2 separate regions of the Mus musculus genome follow, and region 1 is linked to region 2. A link is a loop called in an ENCODE intact Hi-C map of the cell type or tissue named here. Cell type or tissue: gastrocnemius. All regions are shown on one strand. Links, peaks and the distances in the headings refer to the core of each region. The heading gives the core; the rest is flanking DNA. Region 1 has its middle 290 kb from the start of Pappa. Region 2 overlaps Astn2 (astrotactin 2).

The links. Peaks named below come from ENCODE experiments on the same cell type or tissue, not always from the same donor. Only the 100,000 strongest peaks of a DNase experiment are listed, where the experiment ranks them.
Region 1: it touches region 2 in a loop (13-fold over the local background); 18 of 42 quality-filtered maps call a loop at or near these places.

The regions. Positions count from the first base shown.
Region 1 is chr4:64,830,842-64,836,226 of GRCm38, reverse strand. No RefSeq gene overlaps it. Among named protein-coding and RNA genes, the nearest start is that of Pappa, 290 kb to the left of the region's middle. In gastrocnemius, for the core only: a CTCF peak has its summit at 3,142 (motif pointing left); no DNase peak of the experiment used is centred there.
Region 2 is chr4:65,494,200-65,499,584 of GRCm38, reverse strand. The region is part of intron 19 of Astn2 (astrotactin 2); the gene reads left to right. Among named protein-coding and RNA genes, the nearest start is that of Trim32, 110 kb to the left of the region's middle. In gastrocnemius, for the core only: a CTCF peak has its summit at 2,889 (motif pointing right); a DNase peak (open chromatin) is centred at 2,947.

The sequences.
Region 1 (5,385 bases), core at 323-5,322, 660 kb after region 2:
GAGCTTCCATTTTCAATATCAAAAGCTCTATTCTGTGGATAATACTACAGTATTTACAACGCTCACACAGTGTTGTTTCTCACAAGGATAAGGAAGAAAAACGGAAAATAATATCAATGCTCTGTTACCAGAGTCATGTTTCAAAAATATAGGGCAAATATCTGAGCTCTATTCTCATTGTAATAAAAGTGAATGGATATCCAAAGAATGTGAGAAATACAACTTCCTGTCACCAATATCTCGATGAGCCAAAAGTAGAAATTAGATACCAAAAACAGTTTCTGTCCAGCCTCCAGAGTCCACTTCCCAAAGCCTGAGGATTCCATATGTACCATAAGAAATAAAGAAGCCTTCCCTACAAACAAGAGTGTTATGAGATAAGTTGAATATTATTTTCTTTCTAAATTATTGCTGTACACATACATGAGAGAGAGAGAGAGAGAGAGAGAGAGGGAGAGAGAGAGAGAGAGGGAGAGGGAGAGAGAGAGAGAGAGAGGGAGAGAGAGAGAGAGGGAGAGAGAGAGAGGGAGAGGGAGAGGGAGAGAGAGAGAGAGAGAGAGAGAGAGAGAGAGAGAGAGAGAGAGAGAGAGAGAGAGAGAGAGAGAGGAGGTTAGTGGGTTGAAACCTTAATTCAGAGTAGAGTACCTGACCATGCCTATCACAAAAGATGAAATAGGAAAACAAATTGAAATAGAAGTCTAATCCTCCTGGGAATATATTTCCCTTTAATACCAGGTGGGTAATATTGATTAGCAATATATGTAGACATCCTCTTTAATAGTATATTAGGAAGAGAATAAGAATGGGACAATACAAAAAGGGATATTTTATCTGCTATATGTGCTAATTGCTTTCTTCCACATTTAAAAATTTTACTTAAAACTCTTTTGACTTTCATCTCTCTGCTTACCTAATCATTGCATACCTTGGTTTTGTATAATGACTACTTCAAAGACCAAAATCATGGAACCTATCGTTCATGTCTTCTATTAATCCCTGCTGAGCTAAGGGTTCTGAGTAGTTACCTTAGTTATAGTTACTATTACCATTATAAAACATCACAACCAAAGCCAAGTTGTGGAGGAAAGGAATTATTTATCTTACACTTCCACATTAAAGAAGTACATCACTGAAGGAAGTCAGAACAAGAACACAAGTAGGGATAGAACACAAGTAACCAGGAGTTGCTGCAGAAGTCATGGAGGAGTGCTGCTTACTGCCTTGATTCTCATGACTTGCTCAGCTTGCTTTCTTATGGAACCGAGTACGACCAGCCTAGATATGGCACCATTCACAAAGGTCTTAAGTTCTCCCCCGTCAAACACTAAGAAAATGCCTGAAAGTTGAATCTTATGGAGATATTTTCTCAATTGAAGTTTCCTCCTTTCAGATGACTCTATCTTATGTCAAGTTGACATAAAAAGTAGTCATTATGGTGATGCAATTGTGTAGTAAACTTACACTGGGTTCATGAAGTTCTGGCCATAAGTCTTTAGAAAAGAAGCACTTACACATCATGATTATGTGAGAACTCAGAAAAGAAATTGAAAGAGCTAATTCAGAAGGGAAGGATCAGAACTGAAGTAGAAGCTGGAAGGAAAATTTTAGAGGTCAATAACCCAAGTCCCAAAGAACTGTCAGTCATAAATAACACTTAGTAACTTAGGAAGCAAAACTTAGAGCATCATTACAGCAAAGAAGAATCCTCTAAGGCTAAGCCTAAATACAAATCAACATATCTCAATTTAGCTCCCCTCCTCAACACTGGTGAACCTTCCTTCTTTAGACATCTTTGCTTATGAAAATTTTAAATCCTTTATCAGACTGTCTGTCTACACTTGAATTTTATTTCAGAAAAGTGAGAGTGCTGACTAAGGACATTTGGTTTATCTAAGCATTAAAATATGAAACGAGAAGAAAACCTAAACTGGACAAATTCGTTCTTTATAGGGTTTCCCTCTAAGAACCCTGTCATTTTCTCTAAAGATGGAAAAGAAGCTATCTAGAGCATGATAGCCTTTATTCATCCCCAAATTGTAACCTCCTGTCCAGAGAACAAATGCAAATTTAGTTGGATTTGTTCTCCTTGTTGGACAACCAGATGTCTGAGCATTAGAGTGTCAGTGATTTACTTCGGAACTAGGAGAGGAACAGCAGAAGATATAATTTGCTTGACGCTAATCTATAGAAAAGTATCAAGTAACACAAAATGACAGAATATGAGGTACTGAACAGAGTTCCAAATACAAATATCATTTGCAGGACCTTGAAGTGAAGAGACCTGATTCTTCTGTAACGCCATGGAAGACCCCGGCCTAGAAACTCAACCAGGGTCAGTCCTTGAATTCTGTCACTGAATTCCAGGGATCAGTTGGCTTTCCCAAAAATCAGGACCAATGATGGATTATGATTTCCATGTAGGAATAATATAGCACAATGTCATAATGAGAGGGGGACATCATACATCCAAAATCTGCATAAATACTTTCCAAAAGTCAACATAAGACTCAACAGCAGACCTAGGAAACTAGAAAAGTCCTTAGGACTCATTTGTCATGTTCTCAGTTTCAAACAAGGCCCCCTTAGAAGGCAGTTGCTTAGTCCCTGCACAAATAAGGATCTCAATAAGTGTTCCATAGTTGAGACTTTAGAGACAAGGTTGAGGTAATTTCCCCCATAAGGAAATTATCTTCACGTTAGGAATTATAAATGTTCTGTCAAAACACTGTAAAAACAACTTCTGAGCCGTCTATGAGACAAGCAAAATGGGCATAATCCCAACCTCCATGTGTTTATGTTCTAATTTATTATATGTGTTTCAATAGGGTTAAATTGTTCATTGAAATTTACCAAGGTGGATAATAGGCTTTGTTATATTAGAAGACAATTTCCACAGTATGAGTACTTACAGTAAAAAAATGCATTATGGATTTTGATAAGTGCTTAGAGAAAATTTATGTTCTACATAACATATTCCTCTGGTAGTGAGTGTCTTGTGTTAAACATCAGCATCACCATCTGTAAAATGAACAGATGGGGACAGATGTCATCTTAACTCCCAGAAGTGGTGTAAGAACAAGAGCATCACCTGTAAACAGGCAAGCAGGTTTGAGTATTTCATTTTAATCTGTGGTGCCACCTTGTGGTTATCAGCAAGGACCGCACTGAGGGCAGGAAGAGTCCCTCTTCTATAACTCCATAGCCCACATTGAAAGGTGGTCAAGAAGGGACGCAAGCTCCTGCTTTTCTTTGCCTACAGTGGGGTCCAAATGAGAGGATAGAAGAGTTTTATAGCCAAGGCATATTCTGTTGCTTATTAAATATTGTCCTTTTAGCAACACCTCAAGTGAACTTGTTTAAGAGAGTTTGAGATTCTGTGAGAGTTAATCTTCATCCTCAAACTGACCGGATTTGGAATTACCTAGGAGATACACCCGTAAGGAAACCTTTGAGTATGCTACTAAGGAGGTACTAAGGAGGGAAGATCACCCTGAATGTGAATGTGTTAGCTCTACTTGAGTAGGTTCTTCAAGTGAGGTAAAAGAGCGAAAGAAGAGAGCTAAGCAAGCACCTGAAAACTCATTTCTCTGGCAGCTGATCAGTTCAGATGCATGCATGTAGCCTCATGCTCCTGCTTCAGTGGGTGAGACTTGTTCTTGGTGCCATGTTATCACTGTCAGAGTTGACTGTACCTTCAAACTGTGAGGCACAACAAACTCTTCCTTACTTAAGTTGAATGCTGTCAGTTCTGCTGCCACAGCAATAAGAAAAATACCTAATATAGATTGCATCTGTTTGATAGAGGTATCCATCCCATCACTCCATAGTCACATATGCTTCTGTAAGTCAGCTAGACAATGGTAGATGGGATGTGGCCAGGGCAAGCCAGTAGAGACAGACACAGAAAGGAGACAGACAGGAGGTTGTATTCTGTTTTGGTTTGTTTCTGTTTTTTTGCTAAACTACTCTCACTTAAGGTAAGAGAGAGTGTACTATTGCCAGGTGCAGAGACATGAAGATTTTCAAACTTCCACCTACCTTTACTTTCTTTTTTTATAACTACTTTTATTTCCTCTGATGAATACATGAAAAAGGGGAGCTTTTATTTCTCAGAATGCCCATCCACCAGTTCCCTAACCTCAGATTCACATCAGTCAGCTCTAAACCTGCTATAGGTGCCCTACTTCCAAAAACTACATTGTAAGTTAGAAGTTACTACTGGGAGTTTTCCACAGAAGTTGTTCACCTGGATTTGCAATCCCTTGGCTTGGCTTGCTAAGACAGAAAAAGCAATTTGAAAGTATCTGGTTCTTGAATACTCAATAACTCAGCAAATGGATTCCTAAGGGGTGGGAGGCAATACAACAGGACAGGACAGCAGGAGGACCTTCAGAGGAATCCTAACTGTACTTGGCACTGAGCTAAACATTCACCATATGTTATGCTACTTAATTTACTTTAGCAAAATTATGAAGTAACTCGTTTAGTATTATAATATTTGAAGAGGAAATGCCTAGGCTTGTTAAGGCCTATGGATAATGCTCTCAGTCTCTCAACTCAGCAGTGGCATTGCCTTTCAATCTCTCTCCCTCTCCCTCTCCCTCTCCCTCTCCCTCTCCCTCTCCCTCTCCCTCTCCCTCTCCCTCTCCCTCCCCCTCCCCCTCCCCCTCCCCCTCCCCCTCCCCCTCCCCCTCCCCCTCCCCCTCCCCCTCCCCCTCCCCCTCCCCCTCCCCCTCCCCCTCCCCCTCTCACTCTCCTTCTCCCTCCCCCTCCCCCTCCCCCTCTCTGTTTGTGTGTGTGTGTGTGTGTGTGTGTGTGTGTGTGTGTGTGTGTGTTGCAATAGTCGTAAAGTGTGAAACGGGATAAAGCAACTTTTGTTCATGGTGCTCTTGCTTTTTATCTGGAAATGTTTGTCCCTGCACTGTTCCCAATCTTTGAATTTAGTATCTAGAGAAATGACAACATCTGATAAAAGGCCTGAACAGATCACTCCATGCATCTCCTCAATCGGTGACTTTGTTTAAAACTCCTTTGGAATTAAAGACAAGGGTATTGCAATCTACAATTTATAAAATGATTCAGATTGTCAGTTTGTTTGGTTCGATTTGGAACCTATTGGTTTTGAATGTAAAGATATGGAGTGGACAGGATGGTTCAACTCATCTCAGCTCCCAACTGCATTGCCAGACTGACTTTGGTGGGTTTATGGGTCATTGTGGATCCATCCTCAAGGATTTGGCTCACTGTTTTTGTTTTTTTGTTTTGTTTTGTTTTTTCAACTCAGGTCTAGATAGGCTGCAGGCTCATATTCAGACAGGACCTAGAAAGCTACACACTAACTCAAAGTCCTCTCACTCACCACACCTCAGTTCTTTGATAGTTCCT
Region 2 (5,385 bases), core at 192-5,191:
TCAAATACATTATACATCAGGAACTTCTAAAGACTGGTTTGACTATCAATAAAGGGGCAGGTGGTCCACCCAGTCTGTAGAAACTGGCAAATATTTTAGCCTTGGTTTTGATGTCTTAAGAGGGAGGGAAAAGGAGGTGTGAAGCAGGGAAGGGGAGCTGAATCCTTTTGTTTCTTGGGAAACTAGTTTTGTTTTGTTTTGTTTTGTTTTGTTTTTTTCTTGTCTGCCCAACATATTAACTTTAGGCACAGTTCACAAGCACTTTCCACAGTGAACTGGTTATTTATCTTATCTTAAATGCAGGCAGCTTTCTTTTCACATAGCTGCAGTGGGCTCAAACTCAGGGCTGAGAACACAATGGAAGAGGTTTGAGGTGGAATTGGGAGAATAAAGAGAACAGTTAGGATCAGACTTTGTGGCTTTCCTTTGTGTATACTGCTTCCCAGTAGTATAAGGGGGAAAAAAGGGTCCTCTTGGCCCCATTTCCTTTCGTCTGCCCTCCTTCAAATGCAAGACCTGGCCATTTATAACCCGAGTACTGGCTACCACTTTACAGGTAAAGTTTTATTGGCATACAGCTTTTTCCTTTCATTTACATATTATCTGCTGTTGCTTTCATGCTACAATGGCAACACTGAGTGCTTTCATCACAGATTGTTAGGCTCACAAAGCAGAATATTTATTATCTGGTGCTTAACATTAGAAAGATGTTGGCCTTTGATCTAAGGATGCTTTCTCCATGCCTCCTCTGGAAAGCTCACACTGATCATCCCAGTTCCTGCTGACTTCTCTGACCTCGGATGGACAGTGCTACTTACTAACTACTAATTAAAAACAAACAAACAAACAAACAAACAAACAGTCTTACCATATAGATGTGGCTGTCCTCAATCCATGGAGTACTCAGGGTTGACCTTGATCTAATGGTACTCCAACTACTTCAGCCTCCCAGTGTTGGGATCATAGGCATGTTCTACCTCTTCCTTTTTATATACTATTTTTCCAGTAGCATAGTCCCATTTCTTTTGACCTTCCTTCCTTCCTTCCTTCCTTCCTTCCTTCCTTCCTTCCTTCCTTCCTTCCTCCCTCCCTCCCTCCCTCCCTCCCTCCCTCCCTCCCTCCCCCCTCTCTTTCTTTCTTTCTTTCTTTCTTTCTTTCTTTCTTTCTTTCTTTCTTTCTTTCTTTCTTTCTTGTCATTCTTTCTGTCTTCCTTCCCTTCTTTTTCTCTTTTCTCTTTATCTTATCTTATCTTATCTTTCCTACTTTCTGCCCTGTCCTTTCTTTGTTGGTCTTCTGGAATAGAGTGTTGCTGTGGTGCCTGGTCTGGCCTAGAGTTAACTTTGTCTAATGCAGACTAGCCTCAAGCTTGCAACAGTCCCCTGCTTCAGCATCCTGACTGCTGGGATTATAGGCATGTGTGCCAACACATTTTTCTTTTTTTAAGTGTATGCCCTTATGGATATTTCTGGGAATTGTGTATGGTTCCTGTGGGCATATTCATATTTCAACTTTTTGGAGACAGCTATGTTCACCACTATGTCCACAACACACCTGTAAGTACTGTTTAATAGCTGTCAGTTAAGAAAGAATCTCATGAGTTCTAGAGGGAGGTTATGGCGTCCTTTTGCTTTGCCACTGCCCAGTGCTGTGACCTGGGGCAAGTCCACTTGACCTCTTTAAGTCTTTTCCCATTTGTGGTTTATCATGGTCACATAATTTCTGTTTGTGGATGTCAGTACGAAAATCTGTAGATGTAAATCAAAACAAATGAACAAAAGGAAGAAAATAGGACAATTTTTAGTAAGACAGAATGTATTTCCAAAGGATTTCTGATAGGGCAAATTACCTTCATATCTGTCATTTATGAAAGAGTGGATTCAGCGTACCATCCATTTTCTAGAAATCTATGCCATATTATCATTTTTAATGTTCTAAGACACCTCTTGAGAAAGAAATCTGCTTAACTTTATTTTACACCTGTAGTTTTAAATTTTATATGAAATGACTATCCATGTTTCATAAAAGGTAAAATTCTGGAAAATGTTTTTTGAACCAAATGGACCAAGTGGTCCTTTGGTCTGACTTATAATTGTTGTCCCAAGTTTATAGAAACAGGTCCTCTAATGTGAGCCTCGTCTCTAATCATTGGCAAAAGGAATAGAATGAAACTCAGTTTTCTCCACCTGAAATGTACTTTCAGCTTTGTTCTGCTTCTTCTAGATCTCAAATCGTAGTAAAGGGTGCTTGTGCTCAAATCTATGAAGTCATTAACCATACTGGCTGTTGGTCATCTGCCTCCGGGTGGATTTGTGTGAGTACATACATGTTTTCACAAATGACTTCACAGATAAGGCTACAAGAAACACCTTGAACAATTTCTGTCATCCCCATGACTACTCCTGTTCTCACATGTACTTTTGACCTGCTTGTGCTAAGTCACCTGAGAAATTCTTTCTGTTATCCCTTTCTACTTTCTATACCAGGAGGACTTAGTCTCATCCTTGGGTCTCTGTTGCAAAGGGGGATCAGCGCCTTGAAAAATCGCTGCTAGGAGTCTCCAAACTTGCATGAAGTCACCAGGAAATGTGGATTTTTTTTCCCACTGGTATGTGCTAGCACACATTTTTGAGGCTTCTTTTCAAAGGGCCATCTATGTTTTGAATAAGGGTCCGGGACAGTCGTTTTCTGGGCCATCTGCTCTCTGCATACATCAGTGTCTGAGTGTATGTAATAGTGCTGCCATTCTTAAGAGTGTCTGGTTTGGACAATAAATTATGTTGACCTATTCGCCTTCTAGGCTATTACTTAGTAAAGATGGAAATCTCAGGGATTATCAAGACAAGGAAGCCTAAGCCCATTTCTAGGGCCTTTTGTGAATATCATAGCCAATAGAGGGCGCTCCTGCACCACAACACTGGGTGGAAGGCTCTAGGCAGGCCCAGGGCTCAGGCAGCCAGCTGACCTTTCTCCAGGCTGTACTTGGGTTGCCAGAGCAGCCGAGGTGTCAGCTGAGAGCAGTCACAGCCTAGGGAGGAGGAGGGAAGGAGGGAGGCTGGGGCACCAGAAAGGGAGGAAGAGCTGGCAGAGAACACACTCAAACACACATTTCACTGAGACAGAGGCCCAGGGAAAGCACAGAACATGAGCACATACCTACAAACAACAAATAGAACATACCCTACTCATACTCAGCATACAAACAAGGAGATTTTGTTTGTGAGTCGCATAATACAGAAACACAATGTGAATTCAACCCATCACACACAGATGCATGCAACACCATCATCACACCCAGCTAAGCTGCAAGGACAATACGTGGATGTATACAATACATTTAAACGTGTGTAAGCACCTCTGAGGATATTCAGAGCGTGTGCAATATAGAAAGGTAAGCTAGATCATAAAGACACACAGTCTCACACACACACACACACACACACACACACACACACACACACCCCAGCACAGAAATGCAGTAGACCACAGCACACACAGACATCCAAAAGACATTAAAAGCAGAGCACACACAGATAGTGTGTATCTTTTACTCACTACACAGCAAATCCTCCAGGAATGAGACTATGGATAAACAACAGAGATGCATAAGCACAGCCACTGCCCCACAGGCAGACTGTAAAGTATACGTGCCAAATGCCATGTCAGTTCACCAAGCATGCACAGGCATGGGTAACAGATCAAAGGACACCTATCCAGGCAGCATACAGTATGTGCAACACTAAAACATACTACACAGACTAGAAGCTGCATACATTCAAAACACTCAGAATTCAATACATGTTTTGATAAGAGAACCAGGCATGAAGACGAGCAGGGGAAGTGGGTGTGTGATAGGGGAAAGATAGGGCATTTGGAGAAGATACAGGGAAGGAGGGCAGCAGCATATACAATGGTCGGCTTCTCTCTTCTCAGCTTAGGTGACATAGAACAATGATTTTAAATACTGTTATTACGGAGGCTAGACAGAGGCAGCAAGGGTGTCCTCGTAAGAATGAGCCTTAGGCTCAAGGCCAGAGCTTGAGCCTCAATCTCAGCTACAACAATGGCACCAAATCACATCTCCTATGTCTCTTCCTCCATGTCCCTGCAGCTGCCAGCTCATCTCCACAGATGTCTGCTTCAGCTCCACCCATCTCAGTTATCCTCATCAATGAGCTGTAAGGCATGTACATCTCACAGCCCACCCCCACCCCTCAGTGAGTGTGAGAGAGAAACTTTCCCAAACTTTCAGGAAATATAATTTCCATTGCTTTTTAAAAGCACCCAAAAGGAGAAACAAAACAAAACAAAACAAAGCAAACTAACAAAAAGTGAGTGCTCCCAAGAAGGCTTGTTTTGCCAAAGAAGACAGAATAGGTCAGGATGGTACAGAATTCAAGCAAATCTTGCTTATTATGTAACTAACCAAATAAAAGTCAGTTCTTGGAATCTCAGAATTTTCAGTGAAATAGATTCACATCAGCAAACTTTCTCAAACAGCCAAGAGAGGCCAGACTATTGTGGGATGCTGGAATGTAAAACTAAGAAACTGAAGTCCACCTTCCAAAGTGTGCAGCCTAGGAGAAGACAGTCCTATATAATGTAAATGTCACATGGTGGGGCTTGAGGAATAGGGAACTGTAGAACTGTGGAGAACATCCTTCTACTGATGAGGTAGGGAGGCATTAGTTAAGAATCTCATACATATACTTCTTTGGGGGCAGGATATACACACTCTCTGAATCAATATTCATAAAAAATGGGAAAATAAGGATTGCCAGTATCATACTACAGACGAAGAAGGCAAGACTACAAATGTACAGTCAGCTGTCCCAGGTGGCAGAGTTAGAAAGCCTGATTTCAACATTCCTTTGCATTTCTGCAACATGGGCATAATTAATTTTCTTCATTAGCTTTGTAAATCTTGAGCAAGATCCCACAGAAAGGGATATGATCCAAAGTAAAGAAACACCAAGGTAGAAAGCTCCAGGGAGCCCATTGGACTCTCCCACCTGGAAGAAGAATCTTTACAAAGTCAGGCCAAGCTGCAGACCTCCCAAGTACCTCAGGTTCTCACCTCTAGATCTGGCATGAGGGTGTAGCATCAGTCCTGACTGATTGCTTACATTGCTAGGCAGGCCTTCTGTCCTTGCATGATGTACCTCTTCAGCTGTCATCCTGATGCCTCCTGTGTGGGTTGTGTGTCAGGGATATGCTGCTGGCTCCTTGACTAGCTCCAGCCAGTTACAGGCATGAAAAGGAAGCTATGTCAGTACAATACATAAACAGGGCTGAGAAGATGGTTCAGCTGTTATGGTGCCTGCCATGTAAACTTGAGTATGTAAGTTTAGATCCTCAGAACCTACCAAAAAAGTAGGGCATGGCAGC